Linked DNA regions of Homo sapiens: region 1 is linked to region 2. The links are chromatin contacts, found by Hi-C in ENCODE. All regions are on one chromosome and are shown on one strand. The core of a region is the stretch at or near the end of the contact, and the rest is flanking DNA. Distances in the headings are between cores, read along the strand shown.

Region 1 (4,084 bases), core at 1,546-4,045, 200 kb after region 2:
AGCTCTGGTCATGCTGCCTTCTTTGAGCTCCGCTCCTTTCAGTCTCCTGGCTTTAGCACATGCTGTTCCCTCTGCCTGGAACACTCTCCCCATCCTTTAAGTTAGCCACCCCTATTCCACCTACAGATTCAGCTTAAATGTCACTTTCTGTAAGAAGCCTTCCCTAACTTCCCAATCCAAATTAGATTCTCCCAGTGATTCTCTCTCTCAAATTATCCCATCGGTAACTGTATATTTGTGTTCATTTGTTTAATGTCCACCTCCCCCACTAGACCAAGAGCCCAGCAGGGGCAGGCCCAGGGCTAGCCTTGCTCACTCTGGCTTCCCTGAGCCCAGCAGAGTGTCCTGTCCTTTGGAGACTCTCTAGATACTGCTGCTGAAAGAGAGGATCACACAAAGGCAGCAGAATGGAATGAGAGCAAAGCCACTTCCTCCCCCCAAACCTGGGCCATCCTGGAAAACATGCATTTGATTGTGACAGATGAGAGGACAGGGGATTCAGTCCATTGCTGGTTCCTGGGGACTTTCTAAACTCACTAAAGCCAGGGGCCTCTCTAGTCAAAAAATAAGCACCTGGCATGTAAGCAATAAAGCAATCGAGGAAAGGTGAACTTATTTGTGAGACCTTGGAAAGAACAACAGTAAGAAGGGAATACATCCTCTACCTGCTCAGGATCTGGGAAATTCTAAAATTGTATCACATACAGGAATAGTAGAAAACACGGGAGCTAAGCTGGTGCCTGTGAGAGACCTGCTTTGAGGACTTTAACTCAGAGTATTCTGGCTTCAGAGCCATTGTCAGCACTTAACCTCCAGGGCTCTATTAGCACAGGGACATTATCAATATTTCTCACTTCTGAGGAGCACCCGTCTCCTTGCCCAGGAGAAAACAAATTTAAAAACTACATGTGAGCGAGGTATCTGTGTAGTTTATGCATTTCAGGTTTCTTATTAAAGCCAAGGTGATAAATGCAAAAGGGTACATTCAAAAGGGTGTGAAACCGTGACAATACCCACAGGGAAGAAAAAATGAATTTTCATGGGAAAGCAGACATGAATAAACAAAACCATGAAAAGCATGGTCAAAAAGCTCCTTGGGACTGACTACCTCACTCCAGGTAGACAGTCCCAACCTTAGAGAAGAAAATCATTTCTGGGAAGGGGATTAAGTATAGAATGTACTGACATTCAGCTCCAGGCTTGACTTTCAGCCCAGTCTGCTATTCAGCTTTGGCCCTGGAACACTGAATAGGCAAATGCCTACTTCAGCATCATCACAGGCATCCCTGGACCTGTGCGTGGTCTGTGGTCCTGGGCATGTGTGTGAGTCTGTCCCATTTGATCAGCATCATGACCTCAGACACACAAACAAGCCCTGCCATCTAGATTTACTGCTAACAGCTAACCATGCACTTCAGCTAACAGTGAAGGTTACTTCCTGTATTAAAGTGTCAGACTTTTAAATTTTGACTATTAATATGTTAAATATTGAGACTGTGATAATGATTTAAAATTCTGATAAATTTTCTAATTTATTCTTATATCCTCGCTTATTCTATGATGGTGATGTTTGCCTTCAGCCTTATATTGATATGTTGAATTATATACTCAGCCATTCAGCCAAAATGTATAGTATCTCCAATATTAATTAGCATCCTTTAAAACACTCAATTTCATAGGCAACAATGATAAAAACGGGTAATTGTGAAATTCCTGAAACTAACCCAGAGCCCTGATATATTCTATTTCCACAAGGATCCGAGCCCAGGAGGAACACTTTTTTTTTCCCACCCATACTTGACCTACCAGCTATGAATCAGGGGATTTCACTCCTTTAATATCATCTACCACCACTCTCAAAAAACAACTGCTTCCTCCCAGACTATAACCTCCCATTTTCCCTCATATCTCAGTGTGAATAAAAGTCTTTCTTCAGCTCATGAGCTAAGGAAAAACAAATTTTAAAAAAGGAATGAAAGAGACCAAGGGCTCTATCCTGATGGTAAGTGAAAAGGGAATGTCAAATAATCAAAGGTTCATGTGAGAAACAGAGGCTGTGTGTCCCCAGAGCCCAGGCAGTGGACAGTGACTCAGCCCGATCGGGTGAGTCATCGGGGGTACAACCACAACAACAAAGCCCCTCCAAAAGCAATCACCCACACCCTCACCATTATGAAGTCTTGTCCCCTCTGGGGAGGCTAAGCTTGAACCAGCTTGTGCCTAGGGGCAGCGAACTGCCAAGGATACCATTACATTTAAGAGAGCTCGTTCTCCCAAGCTATTTAAATAAATGGCGTCATTTGCTAATCTCTAGCTGTATCTCATGACAAGAGGAATAATTCATTTTATTGAGGTCAGAGCATTGGGTTAATGCAGAGATTTGGTTTAGCAGTTAAGGGAAAGACTATACTAGTAAGCTGATATTTTTCCTCCTTTCCTTCCCCAGGGAACAAAGATGAAGTTAACCCTCCCACCTGTCTTTCCTTATGAACACTTGCCTTTTCCAACTGTTTTCTGCCATGGCTAATCAGAAAAAGTTTCTTAAGGAAATGGTGGCAAAAAAAAAAAAAAAAAGACACAAAGGTAACAAACAAAGCTGGACCTATTTATAATGTTCCAGTAAGCAGAAGTACCTAGAGACTGACTTGCTAGGATTTAGTCTGTTAGAAGATCTCAAGAAGTCAAGAGACATGATGAAGGAGGAAAGGCTGAACTTCAGACCTGCAACTTCCCAGCCAGAGTGAATCAGCCAGTGACCTAACCACACTTTGTTCAGAGATGTCAAGGAAAAGTGTTCTCTCGGCCAGGTGCCATGGCTCACAGCTGTAATCTCAGCACTTTGGGAGGACTGCTTGAGGCCAGGAGCTCAAGACAAGCCTGAGCAACACAGTGAGACCCCCATCTCTACAAAAAATAAAAACAAAAATAAAATAAGCTAGGCATAGTGATGTGTTCCCATAGTCCCAGCTACTGCGGAGGCTGCACTGAAAGGATTCGCAGGAATTCAAGGCTGCTGTGGGCTATGATCAGGGCACTGCACTCCAGCCTGGGCAACAGAGCAAGACAGGGCAAGACAGGGCAGGGCAGGGCAGGACCGGACAGGACAGGACAAGACAAGACAGACAGAAAGGAAAGAAAGTGAGAAAGACAGAGACAGAAAGAGAGAGGGAGAGAGAAAGAGAGAGGAGAGAAAGAAAGAGAAAGAGAAAGAGAGAGAGAAAGAAAGAAAGAAAGAAAGAAAGAAAGAAAGAAAGAAAGAAAGAAAGAAAGAAAGAAAGAAAAGAAAGGAAGAGAAAGTGTTCCATCATTAAGATAAAATGGTGACCACACAGTTTTAGGCTACTGATCAATTCTGATGGCTGGAAATATAACAAATAATGGTTTCAAAAAAAGACTCTGACTGCATGAGAAGTACTAATACAAGAATGAAATAACCTTATGAAATTCTAGTGTGACATATTACAAAACACTGGAAGAGAAAATAAAGGTTCAAATTAAATAATAAATTTTTTCCTATAATTCCCTTTTCAAAATACCTGACCTCACAGGACTTAGAAGACTTCAACTTGCTAAGCTCCAAGGAAAACAAAAGGCATTCTATTTCTTGTTTGAAATTTCATCCTTGGGATATGGAACACAATTACCAACAGGGAGTAGGCATGGAGAAACTCAAACTTCCCATGTTTTTCCAGTCAAATAATAATCCATCCCTTGCCATCTCCCTGGACTCTAAATGTTTCAAAGTACAATATGAAAAAGAAAAATCTGGGCCGGGCACAGTGGCTCACGCCTGTAATCCCAGCACTTTGGGAGGCTGAGGCGGGTGGATCACCTGAAGTCAGGAGTTTAAGACAAGACTGGCCAACACGGTGAAACCCTGTCTCTACTAAAAATACAAAAATTAGCCGAGTGTGGTGGTGGGTGCCTGTAATCCCAGCTTCTTGAGAGGCTGAGGCAGGAGAATCACTTGAACCTATGAGGCGAAGGTTCCAGAGAGCCGAGATTGTGCCACTGCACCCCAGCCTGGGCAACAAGAGCGAAACGCTGTCTCAAAAAAAAAAAGAAAAAGAAAGAAAAAGAAAAA
Region 2 (4,074 bases), core at 1,308-3,807:
TTTTTTTTTTTTTTTTGAGACGGAGTCTCCCTCTGTCACCCAGGCTGGAGTGCAGTGGGGCGATCTCGGCTAACTGCAAACTCTGCCCCCGCAGGTTCAAGTGATTCTCCTGCCTCAGCCTCCTGAGTAGCTGGGATTACAGGCGCACGCCACCATGCCCAGCTAATTTTTGTATTTTTAGTAGAGATGGAGTTTCACTATGTTGGTCAGGCTGGTCTCCGACTCCTGAGCTCATGATCTGCCTGCCTCAGCCTCCCAAAGTGCTGGGATTACAGCCATGAGCCACTGTGCCCAGCCCCAACCCACCAAGTTGTTCTTAAAAATTCTGCTTCTTGGGTGTGGTGGCTCATGCCTGTAATCCCAGCACTTTGGGAGGCCGAGGTGGGCGGATCACGAGGTCAGGAGATGGAGACCATGCTGGCCAACATGGTGAAACCCCGTCTCTACTAAAATACAAAAAAAAAAAAAAATAGCTGGGTGTGGTGGTGCGCACCTGTAGTCTTAGCTACTCAGGAGGCTGAGGCAGGGGAATTGCTTAAACCTGGGAGGCAGAGATTGCAGTGAGCCGAGGACGCTCCACTGCATTCCAGCCTGGCGACAGAGCAAGACTCCGTCTAAAAAAAAAAACAAAACAAAAAACAAACATCAACTCTGCTCCCCGAATGCTTGGGGAGACTGATTTGAGTAATAAAACTCAGGTCTCCCACACAGCCAGCTCTGAGCGAATTACTCTTTCTCCATTGCAATTCCCCTGTCTTGATAAATCGGCTCTGTCTAGGCAGCGGGCAAGGTGAACCCCTTGGGTGGTTACAGAAGCAGAAGGGGAGAAACAATTTCCAAGCCCTGAACACACATGCAGAGTCGCACCCACAGTTGGCTTAATTTAACATGACACAAAAAACGTTCCTGGCTAAACCGCTGCATATTAATTTGGACAATTACTTTCAGCCAGTGGCGTGCTAGGGCCAGCTTATACTGGCTCCAGAGAGGCAATTGTTAAACACTCAGAATTTTAACAGCAGGTTGGTGTCTTGAAATCGGCCACTGTTGGAAGTATTTACACCAAGGAAATTGGCAAATGTTATGAACTAGGGCATTTGGGGTGGGAGAAAAGAGCCACTTTACCAGCATACTCCTGCCTTTAGCCCAACTCAGCATTTCCTCCACCCACAAACTCTCAGTTTTGTTTGGTCTATTTCCCTCACTTACGCTTTAGTAGAGGCCGTATAGTGCAGTTAAGAGGAGGGGCTATAGGGCCATACTATCCTTGTGCAAGTCTATACACTAGCAATGGGACCCTGAGCACACTGCTTAATATCTCTATGATTCCTTGTTCCCATCCCTATGACTAGAGCTGTTCATTGCACCTTCTCATAGGATTTTCATGGGGTTAAATGAGTTAATACATTCAAAGGACCTAGAGCAGTGCCTGGAGAAAAAGGAGCTCCACAAGTATTAGCTATCATCATTCTAAAACTGAAATTTCAGTTAGTTCTCTTATTTTACTTTTGTGGTTAGAAGATGCAAATATCTACTCACCAGTTTAAACCCTGCACTGCTTGCTGAATATAAATATCCCCAATGCCTCACTTTTGGGTGAGTAATACCAGGTCAACTCACGCCTTCTTCCTCTCAAAAAAAAAAAAAAAGGAATAGCAGTGATACATGGTAAAAAGCCTACTCATACTATGATTCCAAAATGTGGGTATTGGTTTTGCATCTCATTTCCAGAATTAGAAAAAGTCTCCTCTGTATTTAGTTTTTATAAGTTCTCCTTTTTTTTTTTCCCATTTCAGTTTTAAGATGCGCTGTATTTTTCTTATTTTCAGGGTCCCGAAATCAGGATGGGTGTTTCAGTTGATGCATGCGTTTGATGTGGTTGTGTTTCTTTTCCTCCGCCTAAAAGCAGTTATTAAAATGATGGCGTTTGCAGATCTAGATTTGAAAGAAAAGAATAATGGTGCATCTTGCAATCAATAGTGTTTTAGAATCCAGGAAACACAGTAATAATACTCAACGAAAAAGTCAGTTCTAGGATGCCAGCTTCCGCATCCAGTGTCTTGTCCCCAGGAGCACGATGTTCCAAGGGTGGGGCTGTGTCCTGTTGTGCCTGCTGCAGCCATGCTTTCTTTCCTTTAGGATCAGTGTTGGTGGGGGCTTGGCCCAGGATTGGATGGTATCTTGTTTTGTTTTTTTGAGATAGAGTTTCACTCTCTCGCCCGGGCTGGAGTGCAGTGATCGCAGCCCACTACAGCCTCGAATTCCTGGGCTCAAGTGCCCTCCTGCCATGGCCTCCCAGTTCTGGGACTACAGGCATTAGCCCCTGTACCCAGCCATGGATGTTTTTTAAGTGTGCAAAGATTCCTCCTCATTCTTCAATTAAAAGCATAGTGAACCATCTGCTGGGCTGGGATTGGACTATGAGAGAGAAAAGCACTAAGACAAGCTGAAAACACAGGTGAAAGTAGCAAGCAGGCTCCCAAATAAAGAGCAGGCCCAGCTCTGCCAGTCAGCACGCGCACACACACACACACACACACACACACACACACACACGTTATGTTTTTGAGTCACGCCCCTTCCTTGTTCCACATGATTGGTCTACACTTCACACTTCCCCTATAATCTCAGTTTCTTTCACCTGGTTTCTTGCCCAAACAGCTTGTTGGGTTTAAGAAGGAGAAATCTATAAAAGAATTGAAGTCTCTTCAGGGAAGGGCCTAGCAGAGCAATTCTGGCTGTGGCAACTCCCCTGGGGTGGCTCCTCCCTAGCCATCTCCTGAGCACACAAGCAAGGACCCTTTCCTCTCAGCTGTCACTCTGGACATGTGTAATGATCCCAATACAGGAGACTCTGAGCCGCAGCCCCTAGGCCCACCTTACGTGTGAGAACTCTCCTGTGTGAGGCCGAGGCAAAGCTGCACGGGATCCTGAGAGAGCAGCAGCCAGAGCAGAAGCTGCAGGAGAGACTGGCACATGGAAGCCAGCCTGTCTCCACAGCCCATGTTCTTGTTTTGTTCTAACTCTACGTGCTTTGGTCGGTTTCCCCTACAACACAGCAGCAGCAGGTGGGCGCACAATGCAGGGACCGGCCCACCCTGACATGGCTGTGTTTGGCAGCCCTGCACACCCCCTTTTCTTTTTTTGCAGGAGTCAGGAGACTGGGGTGGAAGAGGTGGAGACCCAGTCATATCAGGCAAGGGAGGTCTGCACTGCGCTGCAGCCAGAAGGCTAACAGATCACATCCCCACTGTCCCTTCCCAGCTCTGCTCTCCTGCTCTGTGGAGCAGGCCTGGCTGGATACCCCACATGCTACTGCTCTGCATCCACCCCACCCCCACATTCACACTGAAGCCACAGTCCCCAGGCTTACTCCCAGCCAGTGCTGAGCAGGGGTGCAGGGGGTGGGCACTAAGCAGGCCATTTCTGCAAGATCCAGGACTCCTCCAAAGGGCAGCTTTGGCCCAGAGACTCCTCCTCCACCCAGCTGAACCTTTCTCAGAGCCGGGCTGCAGCCTAAGTCTCCCTACCTGTGCAGTAAAGAATTGAACCTTGCCCCTCAAAGAGGTCTAGTCTTTACCCTTGGCCCCCGGGAGGTCATCTTTGTTTGCCTGGGGGTCTTAGGCTGGCCAGATAGTAACAGTGTGACTTAGGGTGGGGAGTAGCCACACCAGAAAAGCCAACATTATGATTTGCATGGGGCTTGGGGTCACCAAGGTACCAACCAGGGCTCGAGTAAGCTTCCCTGCAGGGCACCCTTCAGATCCCCATCTCCTCACAGATACCTTGTTTATAAACCTCCACTAGCAGGATTCTGGAATTAAACACAGTAGCAGTTGATTGGCCCTTTGCAAATGAATTGAAATGGACCAATAAAAATGGAGAAATACACATACTCAGCAAATTATAGTAACATAGGCTTCATCCATCTACAAGTAAGAGAAAATGGCTGGGCACAGTGGCTCACACCTGTAATCCCAGCACTTTGGGAGGTCGACGCAGGTGGATCACATGAGGTCAGGAGTTCGAGACCAGCCTGGCTAACATGGTGAAACCCTATCTCTTAAAAATACA

Evidence for each region. Hi-C counts contacts between places; a loop is a spot of excess contacts on that map. Pooled maps may share reads with other maps.
Region 1: a pooled map shows a loop between it and region 2 (4-fold over the local background). The contact joins two enhancer-like sites. A Hi-C loop is called at or near these places in 2 of 37 single-sample maps with no recorded cell type and 6 of 50 pooled maps.

The regions. Positions count from the first base shown.
Region 1 is chr14:65,004,647-65,008,730 of GRCh38, reverse strand. All of the region lies in intron 4 of CHURC1-FNTB (CHURC1-FNTB readthrough), which reads right to left. The region is part of intron 2 of FNTB (farnesyltransferase, CAAX box, subunit beta); the gene reads right to left. It also overlaps a transcript of MAX not described here. Among named protein-coding and RNA genes, the nearest start is that of FNTB, 20 kb to the right of the region's middle. RefSeq lists an enhancer at 2,439-3,638. Within about 2 kb of position 2,795, at least 4 of the 41 ENCODE cell types and tissues checked have a DNase peak (open chromatin) inside an H3K27ac peak, as active enhancers do.
Region 2 is chr14:65,204,079-65,208,152 of GRCh38, reverse strand. No RefSeq gene overlaps it. Among named protein-coding and RNA genes, the nearest start is that of LINC02324, 16 kb to the left of the region's middle. RefSeq lists an enhancer at 3,012-3,121. Within about 2 kb of position 2,557, at least 7 of the 41 ENCODE cell types and tissues checked have a DNase peak (open chromatin) inside an H3K27ac peak, as active enhancers do.